Linked DNA regions of Homo sapiens: region 2 is linked to region 1. Evidence: chromatin loops called from intact Hi-C (ENCODE). Cell type or tissue: CD4-positive, alpha-beta T cell. All regions are shown on one strand. Each heading gives the region's core, and the rest is flanking DNA. Links, peaks and the distances in the headings are about the cores only. Region 1 has its middle 65 kb from the start of DARS1. Region 2 overlaps DARS1 (aspartyl-tRNA synthetase 1).

Evidence for each region. A loop is a pair of places that touch in the nucleus more often than their neighbours do. Peaks named below come from ENCODE experiments on the same cell type or tissue, not always from the same donor. Only the 100,000 strongest peaks of a DNase experiment are listed, where the experiment ranks them.
Region 2: it touches region 1 in a loop (3-fold over the local background); 3 of 110 quality-filtered maps call a loop at or near these places.

The regions. Positions count from the first base shown.
Region 1 is chr2:136,042,516-136,059,199 of GRCh38, reverse strand. No RefSeq gene overlaps it. Among named protein-coding and RNA genes, the nearest start is that of DARS1, 65 kb to the right of the region's middle. RefSeq lists enhancers at 7,956-8,075, 8,096-8,145. In CD4-positive, alpha-beta T cell, for the core only: no CTCF peak of the experiment used is centred there; DNase peaks (open chromatin) are centred at 6,609 and 7,349; H3K27ac peaks cover 2,995 bases.
Region 2 is chr2:135,957,019-135,965,018 of GRCh38, reverse strand. It overlaps DARS1 (aspartyl-tRNA synthetase 1), which reads left to right. Exons shown (of 16, transcript NM_001349.4): 4 at 3,521-3,623. Among named protein-coding and RNA genes, the nearest start is that of DARS1-AS1, 24 kb to the left of the region's middle. RefSeq lists an enhancer at 3,557-4,058 and a silencer at 4,094-4,294. In CD4-positive, alpha-beta T cell, for the core only: no CTCF peak of the experiment used is centred there; DNase peaks (open chromatin) are centred at 3,938 and 4,238; H3K4me3 peaks cover 532 bases; H3K27ac peaks cover 3,577 bases.

The sequences.
Region 1 (16,684 bases), core at 3,684-11,683:
CTTGGCCAGGAATGCTGCTGCTTAGGCAGAACTGGGAACAGGTGGGGTCTTTGGATGAGCTGGGAGTCCAGCCAGCCAGTGGAAGCTCTGCAGGAGGCTCCACCTAGTCTGACAGTAGAACAAGGACAGGACTTCATGGAGAAATCATTACTCAGCTAGAGAGAAGGGCTAACTGCTCCAGAGCATTTGCCATCCATATACTCACTTAGCAACTCAGCTTTGTTTCCTTATTTAACATCTATTTATAGTCAACATCTCCCCAACTAGATGGTCATATTCTTAAGGGAAAGTGTTTTATGTTAAACCTTTAATCTCTATGGCAAGCTATAAGTACCATTACTGGCTCTATTTTGCATAGAAAGAAACTGAGGAAGAGAGAGAGATGGGTAAGCAACTGATCAGGATCAGCCAAGGCACGGCCTCTCATATTTTTATTGAATAAAAGTAAATCAATAAGTAACAATTTGTACATTTCCAAAAATGTCCTTTTCAACTTTTTCTCAAGCAAGTTTAAGATGTCATTTGGAATTCATGATTAAAGAATTGGAAGCCAGCTATTTTAAGGGAGCAACTCAAATTGAGTGCATTGAGATGGCAAAACAGCCAAAGGGTGATCCTGAATTAGTTTATATGACTGTAAAATGCAAAACAGTAAAGCCTGTTATCTAAAGGAAAAGATAAAAGGCAAAGGCAGAGTCAAAGATAGCAGATTTCAGCAGTCATAGATTTCTCTCTCTGGAAAGCACAGCTGTTTTTTGTATCTGCCAACCTAATGGAACTCCTCAAATGACTTTTGTTGAAAGCCCACAGGTCCTGGCAGGGCATACAAGAACTTGAGAACACATGGATTCTTTCTTTCAGGACCTTACATTTTAAAAAGGATTCACCATGAGAACTCAATGGAAAACTGATCTGGTGAAGGGGGAAAGACAAGCTTTAAAGCATGCTTCCACAGGTCCTAACATTTCAGCCAGGGAGCACAGCCCCTAGTCAGTCTGTGCAACAGGGGAAACAGGGACATAAATAAGTCTATATATACTAAAATGCTACTATCAATTTTAGTATTTATGGGTGGCATCAGCACTGACAATGGTCATTGCTATAGTTTGAACATTTGTCCCCTCCAAAACTCATGTTAAAATTTAATTGCAATTGTAACAGTATTAAGAGGTGGGTGCTTTAAGAGGGGATTAGGCCATGAGGGCTCTGCCCTCCTGAATGAATTAGTGCCATTGTCATGGGAGTAGGTTCCTTATAAAAGGAGAAGTTCAGCTCTATTTTGCACATCTTCCTCTTTCTTTCTCTCTCTATCCTTCCCTCCCTCACTGCCTCCCTCTCTTTGCCCTTTCACCATGGATAATGCAGCAAGAAGGCCCTTACCGGATGCCAGCCCCTCAATAATGGAATTTTCAGCCCCTAGAACCAAAAGCCAATAAATATCTATTCATTATGAATCACCCAATCTGTGGTATTTCTTTTGTAGCTGTACAAAACAGACTAAATCAGTCATCTAATTAGTCGATAAGCATTTGGTAGGACCCACTGGACTCATTGCTAGTTACAGATTTGCCAGCACGGTAGAGCTATTCCTACAGTCTTGCAACTCAGGGGACCTTATTCCTCTACAGAAACCAAGTTCTAGTTGCATGTTGACCCAAGTCAGCATCAGGTAGATGGCCAGCTGGGCTAACAAGTCATCTGACAAGCTCTTATACAATCAACACATTGCCTCCTACTTGCCTTCCCATCTCCGAGGCAACAGGGGTAGACCTGAAACTGGCTGCCAAGTGCCCCCACTGTCAGCCTCTGCCCTTTTGTGACATTTTCCTCATCTCCACCTTTGTCTCACTCCCTCAATGCTTCTACCCACACTTATCCACTGCTGTCCCTAGTGTTGACACTCATACTGATCAAGGCCACCCTTGAAATTTCATTTTTACTAGATTTTGTGTCTGCTGTGACACTGGGGCGCAGATATATCACCCTCAGAAGACCTGTGAATAGTCGCTACAAAGTGTGCTGGCTGAGATGAAAGGAAAAATGGAGTTAGCATTTACCGAAACTGGTCAGGCTGAAGTGGAAATCCCCAAAGAGACAGATGCAAAACATTCTACTGTTTCTAGAAGGGATGAAGAGATCTGTGGAACCAAAGTGGGGGTAGGGAGCAGGAATATAGTGTAAAGTTAGCTATATGGTGAGAGGAAAATGAGCTGAAGGCTACATTTCTTTAGATGAAAAATAAAATTTTTCAAACATGCAGAATAGCAAAGGAAATAATCTAATAGTGCCCAGATTAAATAAATGTTAGTATTATGCCTTTTTGCTCTCTTTTATTTTAAAAAATAAGATGTTACAGATCTAATTGAAGCTCCCTTGTAATCCTTCTGATTTCATTCCCCCCACCACCCCCTGCCAAGTGCAGATCACTTTCAAATAGAATGAGAGCTACTGAGTCATCATATTGGGATTATTTTTTATAGACTTTCATTGGTTTTTGCTTCACATCAAATATTAAAAAGCTTTGTTAAACAACTACCAATTGGTTAAAAAAAAACGGTTTAAAATAAAGCAAATTCTATTTCTTATATACCACACCGTGCTCAAATGAACCAAACCTGGTTTATGTAACACTTCTTAGAAAAGGTGACTCATTTTACAACCGAAAAGAAATGGAGCTTTAGCATGTCTTCTCCTACATATCACCCGTTATGCCTCGGAAAAGAATCTGCCCCTCTGGGACCCATTTCTGAAATTTACCACTTACAACACACACTTCACATGTGGTCTGTGTCACTTCTGTAGCTAACTAGCATCTTGTCCTAAGAACATTTCTCAGTGTATAAGTCAGCAGGGGTTGGTCTAAGCACTTTGTGTATATTAACTCATTTAATCTTTACAACAACCTAGTGAGGTGGATACAGTTACTATACCCATTTTATAGATGAGAAAACTCATCTGCAGAACTTACTGGTCATTGTATTTTTGTGAAGGAATCATGTGGCTGCCAAGAGTTCTTGTGTGCAGAGTAAACTGTAGCCCTTCCTATTTTATGTTATTGCACTATGTTAATTACTGGGTCTTTAAATAGCCTGAGACTTCTAACCATCCAGGCATTGTGTTAATGCTTGGCTGTATTGTAGCTACTTCCTTGACTTTCTTCAAATACAGAGTTTTCATTTCTTCATAGAGAACACACTAGAAAATTAATGTTTCATAAGGTCTAGATCGCCCATTTTTCACAAAGAAGTATGTTAGTTACTCACCTTTTTGAGCCGAAGGAGGGGCTGGGGCTCTAGAGAAGGTATTTACCCACTGGCACTCAGCAGCAGCAGGACACAAGTCATATGGATGCAGCGGGAGAGGAAGGAAGGATGGTGTCCCTTCAGCCATGGCGCCTCTCTGTCCTCTCCCTTTCATTCTACCTCTGGCCATCCTTCCCTCCCCAACTGGCCTGGCCAACCCATAATCATTCTTCATGGCTCAGATTAACCCCACATCTCCAGGGAAGCCCTCCTGGGCAATTATAGCCCACATTGGTTCTTCATCACATTGGCCTTAATGCTGTGTAATTATTTCATTTCCTTCCTTCTTCTTCTATTTTTTTTTTTTCTTTTTTTTTTTTTTTTGAGATGGGGTTGTACTCTGTCACTCAGGCTGGAATGCAGTGGTACAATCATGGCTTACTGCAGCCTTGACCTCCTAGGCTTAAGCAATCCTCTTGCCTCAGCCTCCCAAGTAGCTGGGACTACTATGTGTGCCACCATACCCAGCTAATTTTTAAATATTTTTTATAGAGACTCTGTGATCTTCCTATGTTGCCTCAGCTGGTCTCGAACTCCTGGACTCAAGTGATCTTCCCACTTCAGCCTCCCAAAGTGTTGAGATTATAGGCATGAACCACTGTGCCTGGCCTTTCTTTCTTCTTTTCTTCTTTTCTCCCTTTCTTCCTTTCTTCTTTCCTTCTCTCCTTTCTTTCTTTCCTTCTATTTTTCTCTTCCTTTCTTTCCTTTTTTCTTTTTCTTTTTTTCCTTTCTTTCAGTGACTGGCCAATGAACGCCTAAAGGTTAGAGATAATATCTTATACTTATGTATACCTAGTAACCACCACCACAAAAATCACTGGGGTGCTGGTTATTTCCTGTTTTAAGGCTATGGAGGGGAGCATGTGGAGGGGACTGGATGTAGAAAGAGAGGTTATCATCATGGTGCCCTACCCAACCCACCCAGAAGAGGAAGACGGTGTTGCTTTGGAACTGTATGGCTACTCAGCCTTCTTCCAGCCACAGGCGGGGCAATACTCCTTCCTTCCACTCCAAGCAAGAAATAATATGGACATGTAAGGGATCTTCAAATGCCTTCTTGTGCTGGTTTACAGGTGGCTCAGCAGGACCTGCCATTAGATTCCTACCTGATAATAGGAATTAAGCATAAGACAAAGGTAGCAGAGTGAGGGGGTTAATAACATGGACTCTGGAGCCAAATTTACTGAGATCAAATCCCAGCTCTACCACTTACTAGCTGGGTGACCTTGAGCAAGCTGCATAACCTCTCTTTGTCTCTGTTTCTTAATCTGGAAGCCCAGGGTAACCATGAAAGCACCTATCCCATAAAGTTGTCATCAACTTTAAATGTGTTCGTAGTCACAAAGCACTTAGAGCAGTATCTCATACAAAGGGGGACTTTACAAGTGTTTGCTATTATTATTCATGTCCCCCTTCTTCTAGTGTTTTCTTTTTTACTAAAATGGAGCTTTCATTCAGATGGCTTATCTTATAGCTTTGCACACCTAGGCCTCCTAGTGTACATGAATGATTTTTGCAAAAGCCATCAGCAGAAAAGCCTTTCAGCCTAGCATGGTGGAAGAGGTCTGGCAGACCTGAGTTCAAATGCCAGTGTTACTCCCCAGCGTTGCTGAGTCTCAGTAGTCTCAATTTCTTTATCTGTTAAATGAAGCTAATAATGCTTTCTTCATATTAACATTGAAACAGTTAGAAATAATGCTGGATATAATCACTTGTTGGCACACAGTAGGCACTCAATTAATGTAGCAACTTTCACCATCCCTGTCATCATCATGAGTTGAGTTTCTCTCAGGTGTCATAAAGTACTTAGCACACAGCTAGAACTTATTTACAAAAGATAGCTATTACTTACAAGCTTGAGGTTCATAAGGTCTTCTACAAAAGAATGCACAGCTTTCCCATAAAAGTTGACATGAACTTTGTAAACATATTATCATACAATTCTAATGCTTCTACCAATTAACAACAATATGCTGGCGAAATCTAAAATCAATTTTTGCATCATGTTTATATTTTAAACAAATCCTCAGGCTTCACTATAATCTACACACTGAAATATGCATTTAAAACCATTTTCAGGGGGCTGGGCACAGTGGCTCATGCCTATAATCCCAGCACTTTGGGAAGCCAAGGTGGGTGGATCACCTGAAGTCAGGAGTTTGAGACCAGCCTGGCAACATGGCCAAACTCTGTCTCTACTAACTGTACAAAAATTAGCCAGGCATGATGGTATGTGCCTGTAATCCCAGCTACTCAGGAGGCCAAGGCAGGAGAATTGCTTGAACCCGGGAGGCAGAGTTTGCAATGAGCTGAGATCTCGACACTGTACTCCAGCCTGGGCGACAGAGTGAGACTCCGTTTCAAAAAATAAAAATAAAAAATAAAACTATTTTCAACAAAGAAAGGCTTGGCCTCAGTAGTAACTAAAAATGGCTGCTCTATTATAGGCAGTCGCAGGCATCACTATTTTAAAAGAGAAACCAAGCACCAAAGGAATATAGCAAGAGGTTGTTCAAGAAGTACATTGCCTAAAGAAAACATTGTGATGAAAAAGCAATTACTCAAAATCTTTTTGAAGTTACAAGTTACAAGGGATTTGTTCCTTTGAAATCATTTTAAGAGTTTAAAAAACTTCTTAGAAAAAAAATAATGAATAGCTTTAGCCTTATTCAGTAGACTCTTAATAGAATCATTGCATGTTACAGCTGTAATGAATCATCCTAAAGATAATTTTAGGATAGTTGCCTCCCTTCACAGATTAGGAGCTCAAGCCCAGAGAGGTGATAAAAGTAGCACAGAATCAGTCTTTTATCACCTCTTCCACTGCCGCTCACCTCTCTGGACCTGAGGTCTCACATTGACTCTAAACTCAAAAGCTAGTGCATTTTTTCTCTGAGTTTAAATTTAAATAAATGTGTCAATTGATGTACATGCACCCAAAAGAAGATAATTTACACCTCTGTAAAGGAGGTGTGAGAGATTAGCAAGGTGTGAGATTAGCGAGAAAAACATAAAAGAGCAGGAAGGTCGAGAACTTTTTAACATAATTTTGTTTTATCAATGTCTTAGACTACTTCATCCATTGTGAAAATTTTTTATCTAAAAACTATTAAGTCAAAAACATATTTTTTGGTGAGGACTATAAAGCTTTGACTGCTCAAACATATGAACTCACCAAAAGGCACACCCTGAGTATTCGAGTCAGGTGGATTATAGGAAGAGCGCCAGAGCCATGAATTGTATTAGTCAACCTGATATCTATGGTCATAACGTATGTTTACGGAAAGCCCCTTTATTCACAGCTACTGAAATAGAGTAAAGCCTTCACAGATGATGGAGTACAAATTCTGTTCTCTGTTCTGGCCTTCTTGATGCTTTGAGCACTCAGCCTCCCAGAGGAAACCAGCCAGTACCAACGTGGACAGCTCAAAAACGGTTTCCAACAGGTGTTTCCACGGTTGCTTTTCACTTTTTGGAACTTTGTAAAGGGCTATCAGAACCAGGATTAGACACACAATGCAGAGGCAAAGCCAATTTTTTTTCTCCATTGTCCCGATATGACTTTTTTCCCTGGATCTTTCATCCTGTGTATGGGAAGGCACTCATCTGGACTATGTGAAAATTATTTGGGGAGGGGTGTTGCCAAGGCAGAAGTTCTTTCACAGGGTGGAGAGAGTAAGTTGCTAAAATTCTTATCTCATTCTCCCTCTCACGGAGCCTCCTAAGTCTTCTGGGAATAGAGAAGGAAAGTGGAGATCACCCCGTCAAGCCAAGCCCAGCTCCCTCTGTGTATTCCACTCATGATTAACTTCTAAGTACCTAAATGGGAGTTATTTTGAAGTCTTCATTCCTTACTTTTTTTTTCTCCTATTCTCAACTTCTTTGTTATTTCACTGCTCATTACCACCTCTACTAGAGAACACAGGAAAGGAAATGAAACTCACCTATAATGATATAATACCAGGAAAAAAAATTGGTTCAGTACATACTGTGAGAGTCTTAGAACAAAGTGACTTTAGAGAGTATCACTTTGTAGTGGTTACAATCACTTAAGATGTGACTTTGGCTGCAAGAAAGAGAAAACCTGACTCTGTTTAAGAGCTAGAGACATGGAATCACTTCATGTAATAAGAAGGGCATGGGTAAGCAATTCTGAGATTGGTGCAATGGCCCAGCAATGGTGCTCAAGGGCCCAGGCTCTTGCTGTCTCAAGGCTCCCCATCCTCAGAGAGTTGACTTTTCATCCTCACATGTGTTTACACAAGATAAAGTGGTCATCCCAGTTCCAAGCATCTTTCCCCCACAGTTGCTTTCAAGGCAGGAAGGTGAAGGCAGGGAACAGGCTGTTTTCCCATGTCTCTATCACTTTATTTAGGAAAATAACTCTTCCCAGAAACCCTCCAGCAAACAGCCCCTTAGGTCACATGAGCCACCTAATTGCAAGACAGGCTGAGAGAAGTCATATGTCATTTACCAGCCTCTATTCTATACTGAGAAGTAGACAGGAAAAGGGTGTTTGAAATGACTATAGAGTTAATCAACAGTACCTGCCACAGTGGAAAACTGTCTTATTTGACAACAAAGAAAATCGAGGCCAAGAGAATTTTTAAAACTCACATTTCACATGTGTTGGGCACCCACTGTTTGCTGGACCCAAAAGTTAGTTGGTGACAAAACCAAAGCTAAAAGCAGGGGGGGCCTGACCCCATCTCTATGCATGTGTGTTAGGCCACACTGCGGTCTGTCTAGGAGTAGAAGAGAGAAGGATGCACACTGATATTTGCATCAGACAGATGAAATGACTTTAAAAAGGAGAAGGAAGATGGTTTGATTCTTCTTGAGTAACAGAGACATAAACACTTTTCTATTAGATATAGCATTGATTAAAAAGATGCACCAGGGAGAACATTTTGAAACTTCTGGCTATAGTAAGATTTGGGAGAATTAGTTATAGATTTATTCTGTAGCAAGGTATCCATAAGGAACCAAGACTCTACCATCCAAAAGACTAAAAGATAAAAATATAAAAGCACCCCACTGTTTTGGAACCTTTCTATCATCCCTGATTTCATAATGAAGAACTGAAGCTAAACAAGGTTCAATGACTCACATTAAGCTCAAGGAGACTCGATGACATGGCACAGGTCAGTGATTAATGAAATTTTCATGTGATCTCAGGCAGTAGAGTTTAAGCCATACATTTAAGCAGAGTATATGTTACATGTTTCTGAAGCATGTCAGCTCTGTCTGATTCCCTAGACAACTCAGGCAAAGTCCAAGATACCAACCTGAATTACCCTTGGATTTCATTCCAAAGTTGAGACTGTGACCTAGATAACTGTAGCTATGGTCTATTCATTATTGTCCTACAAATAACGTTATATGGAAACTTCTAACAACTGTGGTAAATTGTTTAATTTGTAGCTTATATGTGGAAATGAGAGTTTCAAAATTATACTCTACTGTGAATATTAACAACCACAAATTACCAACACACCTTTGTCCTGAGCAAATGGTCACAATAAACCTATACATTGAGGGCATTGATGCAGGTCCTCCCTTAGATACCCCAAGGGAAGAGTGGTGATGGTGTCACCAGGCTGGGGCAGGGCAAATGAGTGGGTCTGCCCAGATCCCATGCAGCTCCCAATTGCCTTGTGTGACTACAAGGAACTTTATTTCCTATAGCATTGAGGAGTGGCCTTCTACTGTAGGGGAAGCTTGAGCAGGGCCTGGAGGGAGGGGAAGTTTCATTCTTCACCCAATTCCCTAAGACATTGTTCTGATCTAACAAAGCCCAGTCGTTTGGAGAAACACAGAGTCCTTTTGTCCTATGCAGGGGAATCCACATTCAATTTAGCACAGAGGCCCAGTTTTACTAATTATGTCACTATGCAATACTGTGCTATGAAGAAGACCCAGACAAATATGAATGTTTAGCCATGTTCTTGCCCTATTATATGCAAATGTTTTTTTATTTCTGAATTCCGATTATCTATATGACTGCTCTAGAGAGATACAGAATGCTAGAGACAGAAGGGGCTCTAGAAATGATCTACTTAGGCCCCATCCTTTGACAGAACAGAAAAAGACACTCTAACAGTGTTAAGAAAGCAGCCAAACCAGAACCATAATCCAGAGCTCCTAACTTACTTGATTATCTTTTGCAATGCAGAGATAAAGTGCTGCCTTCTGTGTGGATCTATCCATGACCACCTATAGTGGAAGGCGTGTCCCTTCCTGGAATGTACCTTTCTGTGAAGACACAGTTTTACAAATAACAATTGGTAAAACTGAAATCATGCTATACTTCAGGTACATTGTGGTCTTTTGTGGGCTTACAAGGAAACCTATTACTTACTATTTCTATGAAAAAAAAAATGTACTTAGGGTTCCAAACAACCAACTTGCACATGCAATTTCAGAATAAATGCATTTCATAAATAGCCTGAGACTATGACCCCATAGCATAGTTCTTGGAAATTCTTGCATTGTTTCCATGGTCACAGATACCCCGTGACTGTGAGATGGCTGCAATGGTTGATAGGAAATTCCTAGCATCTTCACTGGTGTCTCTCCTGCCTAGGCCCTTCCTTCCCAGTATCAGAATGGCTGCCCTCCCAGCAGCTGAAACAGGAAGTCCTTGCTGAAGATCATCTGTGGCACATCTCCATGTCTACTACAGAGATTCACCGAGGTAGACACTGCTGATGTAGTGGACACAGACATGTGCCACCCAGATTCTCTGTCAAGGAGGGGCTTGCTGCCCAGCTGCAAGGAGTGTGACCAACAGATGGCCTTCAGCTGTCAGTTTCTTCAATGTCAGCCTCAGCTAGAAAGAGCCACTTTGCCCAAGACTGTGCCTTCCTGGCATAGTCCACACCTAGTGATGGAGTGAGGCAGCAGGATAAAGGCCCAGACAGCTCCGTTCAATGTGGGAAACACAGTCGGACGATAGTCTCTCCAGAGCTCCCCAGGGGTTAGCTGAGATTTCCATGGTCCTGCATTGTGATTCAGCTTTTTCTTCTGCCCAATCCTGTTACCTCTCCCTTCTTTTGACAGGTTTTGGTTTGTTTATAATAGACTGCTTTTAAGAATACTTTCTGAGGCCGGGTGTGGTGGCTCACGCCTGTAACCCCAGCACTTTGGGAGGCCAAGGCGGGCAGATCATGGGGTTGGGAGTTCAAGACCGGCCTGGCCAACATGGTGAAACCTCATCTCTACTAAAAACACAAAAATTAGCCAGGCACGGTGGCACACGCCTGTACTCCCAGCTACTCGGGAGGCTGAGGCAGAAAAATCGCTTGAACCTGGGAGCTAGAGGTTGTGGTGAGCTGAGATTGCACCATTGCACTCCAGCCTGGGTGGCAGAGCAAGACTCCGTCTCAAAAAAAAAAAAAAAAAAAAGAATAGTTTCTGATATACAGAAAAACTGAGACTATAGCACAGAGTTTCCATATGCCCTCATTCAGTTTTCCCTATTAGTAACACCTCACATTAGTATAATACATTTGTTACAATTAATGAAGCAATACTGATACATTACTATTAACTAGAGTTGGTAGTTTATTTAGTTCTCCTTAGTGTTTACTGAATGTCCTTTGATGCTTCCAGGATCACATCCAGGATGCCACATTACATTTTGTTGTTATGTGTCTTTAAGCTTCTCTCCTTTTACAGGTTTCAAACCAAGTAAACACCTTGCATCCCAAATTCCATCTGTGAATCTGCTTCCAGAGAACCCAAGCCACATCAGCTGGTTCACTACCCAATAGCCATTCTCCCTTCTTGCTAACAGCATGCCAATTTCTGATGGGCAGCAATGAGCCCAGCCCCAGGACATGAATCACAATGGGTCTAATGCAATATGTCCATTGCAATCTTGTTTGCTAGTGACTGACCCAGGGTGACCACCCAGTCCTGATAGACACCAGGGGCTATCTGCCAGGGTCTTTCTAAGAAGATTTTCCTCCTTGATTTTTTTAAGAAAATTATCATAAGGATTCAAGGAGAAAGTTTGTTTGTCCCACCTCTTTCTCCATCTGCTTTAGTCACTGCCATGTGACACCTAAAACTACACAACATCAGGCATTAAAGCAAAGCAGAATGGGCCAAGGCTCCTGGGTATCTCATGACATCATTGAGCTGCAGAACCAACACTGTAACTGGAATTCTTAAGTAAATAATAAATGCCCCTGTGTTTAAGACACTGCCAGTTAAATTTTCTGTTACTTGCAGCTGAAAGCATTTCTAATATGCACTCACAGACTAGCATAAGGAAAGGATTTACTGTAAGGATTCACATGGCTAGAAGGAAGTTAGAATCTCATAAAATTTTAAGAACAGGGTCAGACTGCACAGAAGGTAGTTCTGAACAGTAGTTCTAAATCCAGGGAAGCTGTAAAGACCCTCATTAACAGTTTTAAAGATCCTTACTCCAGTGCTCAACTTTTTACAATCTTTTATCTGCCTCATAGTCTCTGCTTCCTCATCAATGTGACTCCCTTAAGATATCTCAAGTCTCTCTTAATCTACTGAACTTTTAGTTCCAGCTCCCACTAGAAATTCTCGATATGTCCCTGTTGAAATCCCTCAGGGGAAGACGGTAGCTGACCCAGCTCATCTTTTTCTGCTAGGCCATACCACAGGACACTGGCCAGCCTATAGCTTGTCTATTTTTGACACAAGTATCCTATCTTAGTCCAATCAGTTATGCTTGGAGGGACAAGGTCACAAGGATAAAACCTGGCCATACATACAGCTATGCTTGGAGGAACAAGGTCACAAGGATAAAACCTGCCCCTTCAACAAGACTATATATGGGACAGAGGCTTGGTCTGGCAGAGGGACACACAGACTCTAGCACAGCACAGTCAGGAGCAGAAAGGTGAAGCTATCAATGCCTTGCACTCTTATCCTCATTTCTGCCCCCCTCCTTCACCAAATTAGTCTGGTTCTAATACTTTTTGTCCATTTTGAGTTTTATTACTGGCAACATTTATGTCTCACACAAATAAAAGATGTTTCCAAATGCATCTTTGGTTACTACTAGTAGGAAAGAAAAAGAGAAAGACAGAAAGAGAGAGAGAGAGAAGAAAGAAAGAAAGAAAAAGAAAGAAAGAAAGAAAGAAAGAAAGAAAGAAAGAAAGAAAGAAAGAAAGAAAAAGAAAGAGAGAAACAGAGAGAGGGAGTGAGGGAGGAAGGAAGGAAGGAAATAAGGAAGGAAGGGAAAAGAGGAAGGAAGCAAGAAAAACAGAGCAAGAGAGTATTGTATTTCACTGGCACAAACAGGTGTTGATGGCAGAGACTTGGCACTTTAGCCAGAAAGGAAGACAGAATGCAAAGCCATGGAGGAGTGAGGTCCAAGTCAGCTCCCAACTCAGCCCAGAACCAATGGGAAACAGAGAAGGTTTCATGGAAGATGGAGGTTTTAATTGATGACATAAACTAGACTAATCCCACAGGCTCCTGCAGTACAATCCTGCTCCATGGAAAGCATTTTATGGACTTAGCCATACCCTGGGTCATACAAATCTTCCCACAGGAGTGTCATCTCCCTTCCCCTGACATCAGCACTATGATACATTTTTACTGCATATCTCATCAGAGAGGCTTAAATTAATACCATTTCCAAAACAGCATAAGCATCCAATTTATCCCTGAGAATATGACAAGCAATGGGAAAACCCAGCCCAACATATCTAAAAGCACAGTGAAACTATGAAAATGGGATTTTACTCCATGACTACCAGAAGTTTCTTGCAAGTATTTGCTGTGCAAAAACCTTGGCTTTCATTCATCTCTTGATTTTTTAAGCTGGTCTTTGAACACTACTCTCAGTAGGTAGTTGGCCCTTTTGATGTTTGGCATTTGCGTAAAAAAGATGAGTTATTTAATTTTCTGCAAAGGCAACCAAGCCTGTTCTGTATGTAAAGAGGCAAGCAGTTCAGGCATATGTGACCATGTGGGAGTGAAAGCTTTTCTTCTTTGAAGGTTCAAAGTTAACATGTCAATTGAATTTCAAGGAATTGTGCATTGGACCCTAAAATGTGGAAACTAAACAGTTAGGCAACTTGAAGTGTAGGGTTAAAGCAATTATCAGGAAAATTAAGAGGAACCGAAGGACTGCTCATAGTGGAAAACATTTTTTTCTTCTTTGTTTCCAATTATCTAACTTGGCTATCTTCTTACCAAATAGAATGTTGGCAATCCAGCAGAAAATCCAAAAGAAACTTAAATTGGCTACAACCCTAAAAGCAAGACAAATTAGAAGTGTGGCTTGATTATGCAGATGGGTTAGAATACAGGCTGGTGAGAAAGGTCGTTTAGCCTGAATGGTCCAGATTGATCACTTGTGTGAAGTTGAGTTAATGTGTGCTGATAGACATTTTCCATTTATGTATAGACAAGGCCTGAGAGGAAGTGAACAACACTCAACAAATTTGTTGAATGTCTGTATGTGGTAGGCTGTGTGCTAAAGGCTACAAATACAGAAATGAAAAAAAGACAAACATCTACCAAAACTACTCTGTAAAATGAACCTAAGAAGGATAGACTAAAAATAAATTAAATATTCAAAAAGATTATGAGTTTTGAGGATGATGAAGCATTTTGAGTTTCATGGACTTTCAACTCCCACCTCCCACCCCACGGACCAGCCTACTTGAAACCAATCCAATCGCCTTAAATGGAATTGAAGACCTTCTACAATTTGAGCTCAGAAAGTACTTTTGCACTCTATCCCCAACCAGACATCTCCAGCCCCACGCCATACCCTCTAGGGTCAGCTCAACTGTTTTCTAATGTACTGTCACTCTGTGGATTCAGTCAAGCCATTCTCTCCCCCCGAAATATCCTCCCCTCCTTCATTCCTCATAAACCCCATTCTTCCTCCCACCAGTCCTTCCTGCCCTGCCATATCTGACTGTTGAAGCCCACTTTTTTAAGCCTAATTAAATGCAAAAGCCTCCATGAAGAACATCAGTGATTCTTCTTAGTCTACAATTACCACGCACTCTCTGGGCTCCTATGACGTTTTGTTTATAGCTCCTGCTGGGAGCACATTATTTTTACCTGTCTTTGCAGTCATATACATATTTCTATCTCCTACTAGTTTGTTATTCTGAAGAGAGTCGTGGTCATATTCATTTCCTTAGTCATGCTAGATATGCACAGAGTAGATATTCAACACGTTCATTACTATATTGAACTGTTGAAGAAGGACAAAGCAAGATGCATGACTGTGTTCTCCTTCCAGAAGCAGAGCCAACAGTAAAGACTAAATAGCCTGCAAAAATTAGTTTGTGAGGTTTCTTTGTATCTTTCGTTATTTTCTATATCAACACGTTGCTTTGACCATGAGTTTCCCCTCCAGACTTCTGTAATTCTTGATATTTTTTGTTTTGAAAACTTATTTTTGTTCTGAGGCACTCTTCCTCTGTGTGTCTATCTGTGCTAGGGAGTTGGGCTACTTCAGGAAAGCATGGACCAATATATGGCTGACAGAACTTCCTTATCATCAGAACACGCCCACATCCAGACTTTTCAAGGAAATGTACGTTTTGCAGGAATGTTCACCACACTTTCAGCTAGAGGGTTCTCTTTTTCTCAACTTTTATTTTAGATCCAGGAGAAACATGTGCATGTCTGTTACAAAGGTATGTTGTGTGATGCTGAGGTTTGGGATACAAATGATCCCTTCACCCAGGTAGTGAGTATAGTACCCAATAGGTAGTGTTTCAGCCCTTGCCCCCTTCACTCCCTCCCTACTCTGTGGTAGTCCCCAGCATCTATTGTTCCCATCTTTGTGGTCATGAGTACGCAGTGTTTAGCTTCCACTTACAAGTGAAAACATGCAGTATTTGTATTTCTTTCTCTTTTCTTTGTTTTTTTTTTTTTTTTTTTTTTGAGACAGAGTCTCTCTCTCACCCAGGTTGGAGTGCAGTGGCCCACTCTCGGCTCATTGCAAGCTCTGCCTCCAGGGTTCACGCCATTCTCCTGCCTCAGCCTCCTGAGTAGCTGGGACTACAGGCGCCCGCCACCATGCCTGGCTAATTTTTTGTATTTTTTAGTAGAGACAGGGTTTCACCGTGTTAGCCAGGATGGTCTTGATCTCCTGACCTCATGATCCGCCCGCCTCAGCCTCCCAGAGTGCTGGGATTACACTTTTTTTTTTTTTTGAGTTGGAGTCTCTCTCTGTTGCCCAGGCTGAAGTGCAGTGGCACAATCTTGGCTCACTGCAACCTCTGCCTCCCAGGTTCAAGTGACTCTCCTGCCTCAGCCTCCAGAGTAGCTGGGACTACAGGCATGTGCCACCACATCTGGCTAATTTTTGTATTTTTAGTAGAGACAGGGTCTTGAACTTCTGACCTCAAGTGATCTGCCTGTCTTGGCCTCCCAAAGTGCTGGGATTACAGGCGTGAGCCACTGCACCCAGCCAAGAATGGATTATTCTATGTCAACAATTAGAGAAATTCAGAATAGAGAGATCAAGAAAAGAGGTCAAGGCAACAAGGAAGGTATTTTTTACATGAACTAAGCTGCTTTTGACCTCATGGACTTCTGAGGTTTCAAGGAAAGGATGGTCATCATTACTAATGACAGTCCAGACAGAGTCATTCATTCAGTCATTCAATAAACATTTATTGAATGTCTAACACATAGCAGGACTGTTCACAGGACAAGGCAAGGCATGATCCCTGTCCTCAGTCTAGTGAGGTGACCAGATCTTAAACTACACAATCAATTGTGAAAAGTCTGACTATGGAAAAATATATGGTGCTGTGAGAATGAATGATGGGTGTGTGCAACCTAGGCTGGAGGTCAAGGAAAGCCTCTCTGTGGAAATGACATTGAAGTTGGGCCCCAAAGGACAAGAGGATGTTTCCCACGTTAGAAGGAAAAAGAGTGTGTTTCAGGCAGAGATAATGTGAACATGGACACAACTAGGCCTGGAAGTCACAACAGGAAGAAAGATGGGAGACAAGAAAGTTAGGATGTGAATTTATATGTACGGACCCAACCCTGACTGTCCCACTAGGCCTCCTTATTATGTGTTCTTGTAGCACCCGGTCTCTGTCTTCCAGAGTTCATAATTGTGTCTGTGTGTGTTTGCCCAAAGAGACTATCACTCAGTCTCTACCACCTAACTGTAAGACCCACGAGGGTGGAAACATTTTCCATTCCATTCACTATTGCAAACCCAGTGCCTACCCCAGAACCTGGAACATCATATGCACTCAATAAATATTTGTGGAATTAAGGAATGACTACGTGACATTCCCTCCATATTGTTTTATCCTACATTGTTATAGTATTTTAAAAAACACTGCAAGGAGTTGGGTTTAATTCTGGTTCCAGCCTTAACTCCCTAGTGATCTTGG
Region 2 (8,000 bases), core at 1-8,000, 90 kb after region 1:
AGGTTTTTGTAAAACAATATGCTCATAGACTGTTCTCACTACTTCATTCCCTTCCTCCCCCATCTGTTGCCTTTTTTTAATAAGAAAAATTTTTTAGAATTAAATCTAATAAGCACAGTAAACATTTAAAGGGTATAGTGAACATTCTTCACTTCTTTTTTTTTTTTTTTTTTTTTTTGAGGTGGAGTCTTGCTCTGTTACCCAGGCTGGAGTGCAGTGACACGATCTCAGCTCATTGCAACCTCCGCCTGCTGGGTTCAAGCAATTCTCCTGCCTCAACCTCCCAAGTAGTTGGTATTACAGGCACCTGCCACCACGCCCGGCTAATATTTGCATTTTTAGTAGAGATGGGGTTTCACCACGTTGGCCAACCTAGTCTCGAACTCCTGACCTCAAGTGATCCGCCCACCTCGGCCTCCCAGAGTGCTGGGATTACAGGCGTGAGCCAACATGACTGGCCTTCACTTCACTTATAACCGTTGATTTTCTTTCTTTTCTCTAGCAGGCATGCAAATCTTAGGAGGTACATTTGCTCCTATGTTTAGCTGTCTAAAACTTCCCGGGTTCTACTTACTGCTTGTGTTTAATTTTGAACTTGGCCAAAATTTCCTTTCAGCCCTTACCTTTCTTCTGTACCTACCTGTGAGTGTATAGTTCTCTTAAAAAATTTTTATTCTGATTAGAAAAGTAGTGCATATTTATTGTAGAAAGTTCAGAAAATACAGAAAAATACAGGGACAGAACAATTTCCTATAATTTCACCATTCATTGGTAGCCACATTTTGGTGGTTTTTTTCCCCATATGATCAATCTTAATATACTTCTTACACAAACAAAATTGGGATTACACGTTACATATGGTTTTATCACTTTTTCCTCATGTAAGAGTCTATCATGATTTTCTAACAAATACTTACGTTCGTGTTCCCAGCGCCCTGCATACTTTTTGTATATAGTCATCCAGCTGTGAAAAAGGAATGATAATTAATCATCAAATAAGTAGTCAGTGGTAGTGGTGTTACTAATAATAGTCATTAAGGCCAGGCGCAGTGGCTCACGCCTGTAATCCCGGCACTTTGGGAGGCCAAGGCGGGTGGATCACCTGGGGTCACGAGTTCGAGACCAGCCTGACCAATATGGTGAAGCCCCCGTCTCTACTACAAATACAAAAATTAGCCAGGTGTGGTGGTAGGCACTTGTAGTCCCAGCTACTCAGGAGGCTGAGACAGGAGAATTGCTTGAACCCAGAAGGTGGAGGTTGCAGTGAGCCGAGATTATGCCATTGCATTCCAGCCTGGGCAACAGAGCGAGATGCCATCTCAAAAAAAAAAAAAGAAGTCATTAATAGGCCAGGCGCGATGGCTCACACCTGTAATCCCAGCACTTTGGGAGGCTGAGGTGGGTGGATCACCTGAGGTCAGGAGTTCGAGACCAGCCTGGCCAACATGGTGAAACCCCATCTCTGCTAAAAATACAAAAATTAGCTAGGCCTGGTGGCACGTGCCTGTAATCCCAGCTACACAAGAGGCTGAGGCAGGAGAATCGCTTGAACCCGGGGGGCGGAGGTTGCAGTGAGCTGAGGTAGCGCCATTGGACTCCAGCCTGGGCAACAAGAGCAAAACTCCATCTCAAAAAAAAAAAAAAGTCATTAATAGTTAACATTAATTGGGCTCCGTCTCAACTTTAAACATATTATAAAATCCTTATGATTATGAAAGAAAACCTCATGACTCTTACCGTCTCCATTTTCCAGATGAAGAACTGAGATATAAAGTGGTTTAATAATTTTCCCACAGGCCCCTTCATAGGAAGTGATAGGATATGATACCAGGCCTTTTGATTTCAAAGCTTTTACTTTTTTTTCTACCAGACACACTAATTGTTACCCCCTAGTGCCGACCCATAGACTTATCCTGTGCTCACCCTTTGTAAGTCCTTTAGAGTTCTCCATTCTTTCTCCAGGGTCTTTGTGTAGCACTGAAATTATCACTGGACAGCTTTGTGAGGCAGCTAGGTTGGTGCTGCTTCTGTCTGGACTATTAGAGTAGCTAATACACTCTGACTACATTATGGCTTAGCCTAGCACTGTCGTGTGCACATTACCTTCCATTTCACAGTAACATACTTTTCTAAGTGGGGTAACGTGGCTGTGGTTTCAGTAGTAGTTCCTAGGAAAATGTTATTTTTATTCATCTGCAAGTTTCTCTGTGGTAATAACCTTTGTCCTTCCAATATTTTAAAACTCCTTTGAATTTGTTTCCTGTATTAATACAACTTCGTTTTTTAGGATTTTACTTTGTGACTGGATCATCCTCCAAAGCAAAAGGGAAAATTAAGAGTGTTTTTTAGTGGTTAAAAACCTGCCAATCATATATGACTCTAAAGTCAATAGATTATGTCTGTGTTGACACTTTGTTTGCAACCTGTCTTTTTTAACTTGTGATTGCTATCTGATTTGCATTTCAAAATACTGTATGTTGAAAGTAGTAACTGTAAGTCTGCTTGCATTTTTGCTTTCCTTTTTCTTTCTTCTTTTGGTTAAGGCCCATTCTAAATGTAAAATATAATGCTCAGTTTAAAAAACAAAATCTTGTGATGTTTTACAAAACAATCTGATGTGTAAAGTGGTCTTGGAGAGATTAACCCATTTTTTATGAAGAAGTAATTTCCCAGAATTTGATCAGAGACTTAAGAAGGATCTGCTTTGGAGGAAAAAGGGATGTCACAAGGATACATAATAACGAAATATATTATGAATAATGTTTTTCAGAAGGTTAAGAATAAGGAGTAACAGTTCTTTATCAAAGAAGAAGGAATAAAGAGGCCCAGGATATGTAAAAATAAAACTGGTTATAGGGCTTGAAGAAAATGATCTTTAATAGACAATATAAGTTATTTGGAGTAAAAAAAAATGCGAGACTCATAAAATATGAAGGACTAGGAAGGTGATAAAGGAAAAATGAAGAACGTAGAACATGAAAGGCACTAGCCTGTCAATTTAAATGCTCTTTAAAATGTACTTTGGTAGGAAGAAACTCTGTAGATGGACCACCCCATAGTGTTTGTGTCCTTGTTTTTAAGCACTGTGTTAGCACTTTTGTGGTTGCAGTATTGAAACTTCCATAGTAGTACAGTGCCTTTGCATGTGGAATATACTAACTATTGAATGAATGTTGAAAGTGATCTCAAGTTACTTGAAATTTGTTTAATAAATCAATGCAATGACAAAATAATTTTCTTGATTTAGAAGTTTTTTTGAAATTGGTGATTTGCCTGTGTTCTTATAACAAGTTGAAAGCATTTCTTGTTACTCATCATAGGAACTTGAGTTTCTTTAAGGGTTGTCAGTTGAGTGTGAGTATTTTGTCTGTGGAAGCCAAATGGATAGTATACACATGCATGCGTGCCTGATGAGTATAGTAAATTTTGGCCCACTTTTAAAGTAGAGAGCATTTTCCTTCTTTGTAAAACCTGAAGTTGCGTGTCCTTAATACATTTGTGTTCTTTCTGTCTTTTTCAGGGAAACAGTGCTTCTTAGTCCTACGTCAGCAGCAGTTTAATGTCCAGGCTCTTGTGGCGGTGGGAGACCATGCAAGCAAGCAGATGGTTAAATTTGCTGCCAAGTAAGTAAGCAATTATATCCTGTTGTCAGAATAAACAATGGTGGGAACCAAGACTCCCAGGGGTTTGGACCATTTTCATACATTAACATCAATGCTTCGTTTGTTTAAAAATGTAGTTATTTAAATTGTCAGTTCAGTGTTGCTGAATACATTAAACTTACAAAAGAGAAAATATGGAGCACAGGCTTGAAATTCATTTGGAACTGCTGAAGCAGCACTCTCTACAGACAAGTCACATTTACTTTCAAGTAGAGTAACAAAAAGCCTGGCAGCCTCAACATAGCAGAGCAACTTTATTTTGTTGTGTTTGTTGAGCTTCATTTCCTCCCTCCTTCCCTCCCTCCCCCAGTTTGAGATTTGCATGTTGAGCAACAAGTTTTCTAACCAAAAAATAAAAGTATATAAAATAAAAGAATGTAGTTTGGCAAATGATTGCCTCCAGAAGGAAGTAAAACAAATGTTTTACAACTTTTAGCTTTGACACCAAAAGGGTTTAGGAGAAAAAAGGTAAAACTTGCTTTTTCCTCCTGTAAAAGTCTGGGCTGTCTGGCTCAGAGTTCCCGTAGAAGCAGCACATTGTTTTGTTCAGCTTGCAGGAGGCAGATATAGAGATAGAAGTGTGGTTGTGTGTGCAGTGGCTCTAAGGTGATGAGAGCTGTTTTACTTGGTAGTGGTGATGTGGCTAATTTTGTTTCATGTTTTTTTTCAATTTCATCAGAATTTTATTTCCATGATAATGATCTCAGAAAACATGAGAAAATGGATGGTCTTTGTGTTTTAAGTAATAAAGTAATTTCATAGTGTGTAAGTGTTTTTTAAAAGAAAGAATTCAATCAGAGTAAATGATATATTTTTTCTATTGATTTTTTTAAATGTTTGCTTTTTAGATGCATGCTTTCTAAGAATGAGTTAATACAGATGGAATTATGAATTTTAGAATTGGAAAGAAACTTAAAAATTATCTAATTCAATATCGTAATTTAGCTTTCAGCCCTCCCTGACCCTCTAGCACAATGTTATACATATAAAGGATGCTCAGCAGCTGGTTTTGGTTTAGATATTTATCAAATTACGTCATAGTAATACCTGCACTCGGATTTAAGAACTTAAGTGCCATGAATTGTATCGATTCATTGATGAGATCAGTAGTATTTTAATACTACTAATACAGTAGCCCCACCTCTCCCTATCTCCCAGTGCTGCCCAGAGATGACCACTTTTCTTCTACGTGTGTCTTCTGGTAATTAGGTTTGCTTGTTTCGTCTCCTGGTTAGAGTGTGTGCTTGTGGGGTGCATTTGTCTTCCAACCTTTTAAGGTTAGTGTGTATCCTATGAAGTCAAACATAAATGAGCTTGGTCCCTAGAAATTTTATCTGCACAGAGAACCTTCTATAAAAGAAAAAAAGATGGTCCTGGAAACCGCAGACATAGATGCTAAATTCTATTAAATATACTGAAAAATACTGGAAAAAAGTCAACCTCAAATCAACAAACAACTTTTGTATAATAATTTGGTTTTGAAAACTAATACATGAAGCCGACAGTTACATAGAGAATATATTTTTCCATTAAACTGCATTATAACCTCGGCGTTACATTCCTAAAGCTTCCAGTGGAAAAGCCTTTTGAAAATCCCAGTTACCCATAATATTCAGTGAGAGGCATTCTACTGACAAGTGGACGGTTAATCCATGTGATGTGTTTAGAAGCAGACACGTTAAAGTACTCCGCAAATAAGTTATTCCTATTATTTTGGATCTTCTCAGAAACTCCTGGGACTTGACTAAATAACAGCGATTGACTATATCAGATGTCAACCATAGCTTAATAGCTAAAAGAGCTACTTTCAAATGGTCTCCCAAACAGAACTTAGTTCACTAATGCCCTCATAAAATTAAAGAACATCTTTTTATCATTATTTTATTAAAGGCTTTCATCCAAATGGGATGATATACGGGCGATCTTTTTTTTTTTTTTTTTTTTTTTTTTTTTTTTTTTTTTTTTGAGACGGAGTTTCACTCTTGTTGCCCAGGCTGGAGTGCAATGGCGTGGTCTCCGCTCATCGCAACCTCCTACCCGGTTCAAGCAATTCTCCTGCCTCAGCCTCCCCAGTAGCTGGGATTACAGGCATATGCCACCACCATGCCCAGCTACTTTTGTATTTTTAGTAGAGACGAGGTTTCTCCATGTTGGTCAGGCTGGTCTTGAACTCCCAACCTCAGGTGATCCGCCCGCCTCAGCTGTTCAAAGTGCTGGGATTACAGGCATGAGCCACCGCAGCCGGCCATGGGTGATCTTTCTTTTAGACAAGGGAAGAATATAGGTAATTTAGCCTAGATTTTTTAATTCCTGAAGTGGAACTCCATAAGGATCTAGATGCAGTTCAGGCTTAACTAAATTGTGACTTGATTTTTTTTTTTTTAAGCAAAGGACATGCAGCTATTTTTAGTCCCTTTAAAAAATGGACTTTATATAAAGTAGCAATGTGTAGGAAAAGGTTGAGCTGTTCCAAATTATAAACCTTGTCACTGGTTATATGTAAGTGAATGGAGCCAATTTTATACAATAGGTTCAACATGTGGTACATAGATAACTATTATTAAACTTTTGGCACTAGCATGTTAAGGAATCGAGCCTGAATAATTACCAGTAGGTGGGTTAATGGCTTTTGCTATCTTGCGAAAAAGGAAAATTCTTATGGCTAAGACTCGTTGGCAAAAAATGATGAGTTTTTAGGTTTTGTAGTTGGTTAAGATAATTTTCTTAGGAACATGATTTTATGTTCCAGATGGGTCAGTCAGTTTGTCCTTTCTGTGTGATGTAACCTATACTTCTAAGATAGTTCAGAAATCCTGATCCTTCTTGGTAGGAGAAGTCTACTTTTAGACTTCGGCAAGAACTTTTTAGAACTTTTTTAGGGAAAAGATATATGGGGTTTTTCTTTGTCTTTTAAAATCCTTTTCCTAAAAATTGTTAACTGTGTTTTAGCGCATAAAATGGGTATGCGCTAAAATTGTGAAAGCAAAAATTAAGGTAGCTTTCATACATTTATCTTTGAGGTCACTTGTTTAGGCAGCAGATCACTAGTAGTATAACAGTTGGATGCAAGGAAAAATGTTTCTATTTCTAGTTCCAGTTAAGTTCAGATACTTGATAATTCATTTGATACAAATTTTAACTAACAATGCCACATTAACTTTCACATAAGTAAGACAGTTTTATAAAATGATTGACTGATACTTTATTTAAATTGTCATTCTTAGATTACTCTTTGCAGAATTTTGGTTAATTGTGAAGCTGAAATATCCTGACTCTACCTCAAAGTTAATGTTTTAGGTAACTGAACAGGTATTCTTCCCATTACTAGTATTGAAGTCAGAATACAGAAACAAATTAATTATGGAACTGGCTCTAAGGCTACAAGCTTTATAGAGTAAACCAAATGTCAGCAATTTAGTTTTAGTGAAATTAAAAATTAATATTACTTATTAATTTGAATTTTGTTTTTATTTAAAAATTTATTTCTATTTTAAAGTTAAGGGCTATAAGCATAAGCATTTACAGTAGTTTGGTATTTGTAGGTCTTTAAGTAACATGACAGAACTTATTTAAGTGATTAATGGGGTTTGCTGACATTTTTTATTCCACTAAAGAGAACCTATAGAGTAGTTTTAGAACTGCTGGTCTGTGCCTTGTTGAGTAGTGCATACTTCTCACCACGCTTATTTTGGATCAGCTGGGCATGGTGGCTCATGCCTGTAATCCCAGCAATTTGGGAGGCCAAAATGGGCCGTTCACTTGAACCCAGAAGTTTGAGACCAGCCTGGCCAACATGGCGAAACCCCATCTCTACCAAAAAAATTTTTTTTAAATTAGTCGGCCGAGCGTGGTGGCTCATACCTGTAATCCCAGTACTTTGGGAGGCCGAGGCGGGCAGATCACGAGGTCAGGAGATCAAGACCATCCTGGCTAACACCCGTCTCTACTAAAAATACAAAAAATTAGCCAGGCATGGTGGCGGGCACATGTAGTCCCAGCTACTCGGGAGGCTGAGGCAGGAGAATCGGTTGAACCCAGGAGGCGAAGGTTGCAGTGAGCCAAGATTGTGCCACTGCACTCCAGCCTGGGCGACAGAGCGAGACTCCGTCTCAAAAAAAAAAAAAATTAGTAGGATATGGCTGCATGCACCTGTAGTCGCATCTACTCTGGAGGCTGAGGTGGGAGAATCACCTGAGCCCAGGAGATCCAGGCTGCAGTGAGCTGTGATTGTGCCACCGCAGTCCAGCTTGGGCAACAGAGCAAGACTCTGGCTTAAAAAATAAGTTATCACAGGCCGGGCGCGGTTGGTCACACCTGTAATCCCAGCACTATGGAAGG